Linked DNA regions of Homo sapiens: region 2 is linked to region 1. Evidence: chromatin contacts called from ENCODE Hi-C or POLR2A ChIA-PET data. All regions are on one chromosome and are shown on one strand. Each heading gives the region's core, a stretch centred on a gene start or an enhancer-like site at or near the end of the contact. The rest is flanking DNA. Distances are from core to core; before and after follow the strand shown. Region 1 overlaps PLEKHA7 (pleckstrin homology domain containing A7). Region 2 holds the start of NUCB2 (nucleobindin 2).

Evidence for each region. Hi-C counts contacts between places; a loop is a spot of excess contacts on that map. ChIA-PET counts read pairs that join two places held with the same protein, here RNA polymerase II (POLR2A). Pooled maps may share reads with other maps.
Region 2: a pooled map shows a loop between it and region 1 (8-fold over the local background). The contact joins the promoter of NUCB2 here to the enhancer-like site in region 1. A Hi-C loop is called at or near these places in 3 of 37 single-sample maps with no recorded cell type and 13 of 50 pooled maps. POLR2A ChIA-PET finds 5 or more read pairs at or near these places in 1 of 52 experiments (activated naive CD4-positive, alpha-beta T cell).

The regions. Positions count from the first base shown.
Region 1 is chr11:16,900,878-16,903,686 of GRCh38, forward strand. The region is part of intron 3 of PLEKHA7 (pleckstrin homology domain containing A7); the gene reads right to left. Among named protein-coding and RNA genes, the nearest start is that of SNORD147, 24 kb to the right of the region's middle. Within about 2 kb of position 1,399, at least 7 of the 41 ENCODE cell types and tissues checked have a DNase peak (open chromatin) inside an H3K27ac peak, as active enhancers do.
Region 2 is chr11:17,275,489-17,278,000 of GRCh38, forward strand. NUCB2 (nucleobindin 2) reads left to right here and starts at 1,251. Exons shown (of 14, transcript NM_005013.4): 1 at 1,251-1,340. RefSeq lists an enhancer at 805-894 and a silencer at 1,085-1,514.

The DNA.
Region 1 (2,809 bases), core at 149-2,648:
CACTGTCACCCAGGCTGGAGTGCAGTGGCGCGATCTCAGCTCATTGTAACCTCCACCTCCCAGGTTCAAATGATTCTCCTGCTCAGCCTCCCTAGTAGCTGGGATTATAGGCGCCCGCCACCACAGCCAGCTAATTTTTTTATTTTTAGTAGAGACAGGGTTTCACCCCATGTTGGCCAGGCTGGTCTCGAACTCCTGACCTCAGGTGATCCGCCTGCCTCGACCTCCCGAAGTGCTGGGATTACAGGCATGAGCCACTGCACCCAGCCATGATGTTCTTTTTGTATGACCCAATGGGATACATATTTTATGAAACATTTTTGGTTCCCTACTTATAAAAAATAATATATACTCCTTAGAGAAAAATGGAAAAAAGCTGTCTAGGAAAGCAGAGAGCTGAAGAAAAAATAAATCAGCTCTAGGCTCACCAGCCAGACAATAGGCTGAGAGCTCAATATTTAATTTTGTGCTAAATTAAATCCATTTTTTCACTTTACTATAGTGAAGACAAACTAATATAAGCCAAAAGTTTGAGAAAACTGCATGGGGGTTTATCCTTTCTCCTCTAAATTCCACCACTAGCAACTCATTTATTTAGGTAAGCATTATCCTTCCCAATATGTCTTTTCTCTTTTTTCGGGGGTGGGAAGGAACAGCTTTATTGAGATAGAATTCACATGTCAAACAATTCACTTAAAGTGTACAGTGTAGCTGGGCATGGTGGCTCACGCCTGTAATCCCAGCATTTTGGGAGGCCAAGGCCGGAAGATAGCTTGAGCTCATGAGTTCAAGCCCAGCCTGGACAACATAGCAAAACCCCATCTCTACAAAAAATACAAAAAAATTAGCTGGGTATGGTGGTGCACGCCTATAGTCTCAGCTACTCAAGAGGCTGAGGTGGGAGGATGGTTTGACCCAGGAGGTGGAGGTTGCAGTGAGTGGAAATCACACAGTGCACTCCGGCCTAGGCAGAAGAGCCAGACCTTGTCTCAAAATATAATAAAAATAAAGTATACAATGCAATGGCTTTTAGTATACTGAGAGTTATACGATCATCACCCCAATCAAATTTAAAACATTTCATTGCCCTAAATGGAAGTCCCATACTCTCTAGCGATCACCCCAGCTCCAGCCCTAGGCAGCCATAAATCCACTTTCTATCTCTCTGGATTTCCCTATTCTGGACATTCCATATAAATAGGCTTAGACACTAGGTCATCTTTTGTGACTGGCATCTTTCATTTAGCATAATGTTTACAAGGTTCATTGTTGCGTTCTTGTTGTAGCATGTACCAGTACTTCATTCCTTCCTATGGCCAGATAATATTCCATTATATAGACACACCACATTTTATTTATCCACCCATCAGTTGACGGACTTTGGGTTTTCACTTTGAGGATATTATGAATCATGTAGCTATGAATTGCGTACAAGTTTTTGTGTAGGTGGACATGGTTTCACTTCTCTTGGGTATATACCTAGGAATGGAATTCATGACTCATATGGTAACTTTACGTTTAACCTTTTGAGAACGTGCAGCTGGCTTCCAAGGTGGCTCCACCATTTTACACTTCTACCAGCAGTGCATCAGTGTTCCCACTTCTCTACGCCCTCACCAGCACTTCTAAAGTATCTGTCCTTTTTAATATAAACATCCTAGGGTGTGTAAAGTAGTATTTCATTACGGTTTTGTTTTGCATTTCCTTGATGGCTAATGATGCTGAGCATCTTTTCATTTGCTTATTGGTCATTTGTGTATCTTCTTTGGCCCAGCTTGTCTTTTAAACTGCAAGTACCTCTGGACAGAGACACTCCCTGAATTCAAATGTTACTTATTAGCTGAATTATCCTAGGCAAGTCATTTAACTTTTATTAGCTTCAGGTTCCTTCTCTGCAATGTAGAGATAATATTAACTACCCAACAGATGTGAGGATTGAAATAACACAGGTAAAGGACTTAGCAGACAGCTGGGCACACAATAAACAGTCAGCAAGTGACAGTTATTATTAACAACACCCTTATTCACACTTTACAATCCATAAATGCTTTGAAACAGCTCTTCCCATAAGGAGAGAGCCTAAGATCTGGGACAGAGAAGTTGGGAGCAAAGGGCAAGGGGAGCTCAAAAGAGTTGAATTAAAAGGAAAATGAAAACAATTACTTATGGGCCATTTTCACAGTCTTGTTTTAGTTATCATTGCCAAAGGTCAGCCTAGAGCCTACTCCTGCACCCTTCCAATCATGATGTAAACACCTAGTTCACTGTATTAAATCCATTTCTGTTTAGAAAAGCGAGAATAACTTCTCACTACTGCTACTGAACCCTGACTGAACAGGAAGGAAGGAAGGTCTTAGTCACAGCTCTATAATTACAGCCATGCACACGGCCTGGCATATAACATTAGGTGATCAGTAGCTGAAGTGAACCAAATGGAATCAATGAGTACATTAATGAATGGAATGAATAAATGGGCAAACAGAGCATGTTTGGGATGTTTGCTCAGTTAGGTGAATGAGGATCCCCTCATCCAGAGGGTCCCAGGGAAGGCTGAGATCAGTTCCCAGGACTGGCAGCCAAGGTTCTCATTGACCATCCATAACCCATCACCATTGCACAGACGCCTACATTAGAATATCTTTCATTTTTTTGTTGCCAACACTCAGGGATTATGGATTGTAGAGAATGCTGTTTTCCTGTATTTCTTAAAGTCATGAGAAGGTGAAAAGGCCTCCACTGTGCTTCTTGGCATATAAATAACTCACAGCATAAAGAAAGGGGAGTCAATGGTTCCAAATTCAAAATAAAG
Region 2 (2,512 bases), core at 1-2,500, 370 kb after region 1:
AGAGTCCAGTTGTGCAACAGAGGCAATCTGGCTGGTAGTACTTCCTGATAACAGAAGCTTTCATTGCTAACATACTATGTGGCAGATTCTGTACTGTGTGTTTTTGTTTGTTTGTTTTTTTGAGACAGGGTCTCACTCTGTGGCACAATGATCATGGTTCACTGCAGCCTCGGCCTTCTGAGCTCAAGTGATCCTCCCGCCTCTGCCTCCGCCTCCTGAGTAGCTGGGACTACAGATGTGCGACACAGCACCTGGCAAATTTTTAAGTATTTTCTTCAGACTGAAACATCATTGTGTTAAAGATAAAAAAGTAAAAAATATTCTTGTAGAGATAGGATCTCACTGTTGTCCAGATTGGTCTCAAATTTTTGAGCTCAAGCCATCCTCCTGCCTTGGCCTCCCAAAGTGCTGGCATTACAGGGTGAGTCACCATGCCTAGTCTGTACTGTTTTCCTGGCAATGTTATCTCATTCAATCTTCGTGAATAACCCTAAGGTAGATATGATACCAATTTTTCAGGTGAAAAAAACTAATCGGCAGGATGAAACTTCGTAAACAGCCTGTGGCTCCAAAAGCTTCTGGAAGGCTCAAGCTACCCATGTGCATCTTTGAGCCTCAGTTTCCCCATCTTTAAAATGAGGGGTTTGGAATAGATGTCTGTTCTCTGGGGCAGGATGCAGAGGAAAGAGCTGTCTGCGAATGGGCAAGAGAGAAGGTGGGTAAATACAGTTAAACCACAGTGACCGAGGGCCCAGCACAACGGGGGTGGGTGCGGTTACAAATGCCGTTAAGATTCCCGCCAAGGCGGAGGACGGGGGTGTCAGAGCCGAGCGAGGCCTGTGGGCGAGAATAGGCCTGACAGCCATTCTCCGACCTGCGTGGGCGCTGCAGGCGCAGGCCAGAGGCCAAGGGAGAGGCGATCCCTGGGGCTCTGCCCGGGTCTCAGGACGGCACCTCACCCGCCCGAGTCCTGCTCCACAGGATTCTCCGGGTAAGCTAGGGAAGGAAGAGGCGCGGCCTCCTGAGCCCGCATCTCAGAGCGCCACGTCCCTCCTGGCTCAGCCTCCCACCAGGCTCCACAGCTTCGGCCCTCCTCACCGCCCGCCTCCAGGCTCCCCGGCGCGGCCTTGTCCCTGCTCCCGCCAATCGGCGTCGTCAGCAATCGCGAACCGGACCAATCAGCGGCCGCAGAGTGTGGGAACTGTCGCCATGGCAGCCAGGAGGCGGGCGCGCGCGGCGGGAGGAGGGGCAGAGCGGAGCGGTGGGCCGGGGGCTGGAGGACAGGTTTGTGCGCTGGACGCAAGCACCAGGCGCAGCCTCGCTCGCCGAGACCCGGCCAGGTAAGGCCGGTGGCCGCGCGGTAGGTGCGGAGCAGCGCGGCGGGAGATTAGGGGTGGGGGAGTCCGGAGATAAGGCTCCGGTCTTCGCCTGCCTTGCCAGAGCAGAGAGGATGGTGGGGGCCGTGCTGTGGGCGGGGCACCGGCGGGGAGGGGGCTCCCAGCGCGAGCCGGAGGCGCTGGGTTCCCTCTGCTCCACTCGCAGCTGGGCACCCGAGCTTTCTTCGGGGTCGAGGAGGGTGGCTGGCTCTTGGCGGGGAGCAGGAGAGGGTAGGTGCCAAACCGAGACCCTGGCGGGGTCCCTTCGGGTTTGGGCAGGTCGATGGGCAAGGGGGTGCCCACTAGTGAGGAGGGACACCCACCAATTCCAGGCGATGCTCCCCTGTGCCGCTCAGCAAAGCTAGGCCCGGGGATCCTGCTCTTCTCCGGTCTGGTTAAGCCAGCAACCTCTGACACTTAGGAGAAAGTTAGTGTAAGTCGTGATATGCTTTTCACTTAAGTGACAAATTAGGTACGAGATGAACCCTTTTGGTTTTAGGAGATGAGAAACAGTATTTCCTTGTTGCACCTGCTAAGTGGCAACTCAGTGAGCAAATATGGTTATTGTGGTTGGTGTTTGCAACGGTCTTAGATGACAGTTATTTTACAGTATCAAATGGCTGGGAGAGGGAGGGAAAGAAGGAGAGAGAGAGAGAGAATATGAGGGAATGAGAATGAACGGGAACCATTATGATTTTTGAGAGACAGAACCTCTTGAAATTCTATGTCTGCTAAACTTCTAAATTGAATAATGTACATTTTATGCAATTGAATAAGCTAGTGCTACCATTTAAGCCTGCTACTAAGGCTCTGTTAAATCCGTGGACGAATATGAACACTAAAAGATATTACCTTGGTTTAAAAATAGGGGAGGTTAAATGCAAATATTTCTGATAGTGAATTTTGTTTGAGGGAGATTGTGGACTTTCCCTATGGGAAAGTTAAAGAATTGATGAGATAGATGCTTTAAGGAATGTTTTTGTTTTTTGAAACTTGAATAAGTTCAACAAATGTTGAACAAATATTTCAACAAATCTTCTTCAGCTAATAGGGTCAAAAATTAAAATTCTGGAAATTTAGAATTAGAAATGAAATCTCAAATAATGTCACTCTCCTAATTAGGATGAACATGGAAA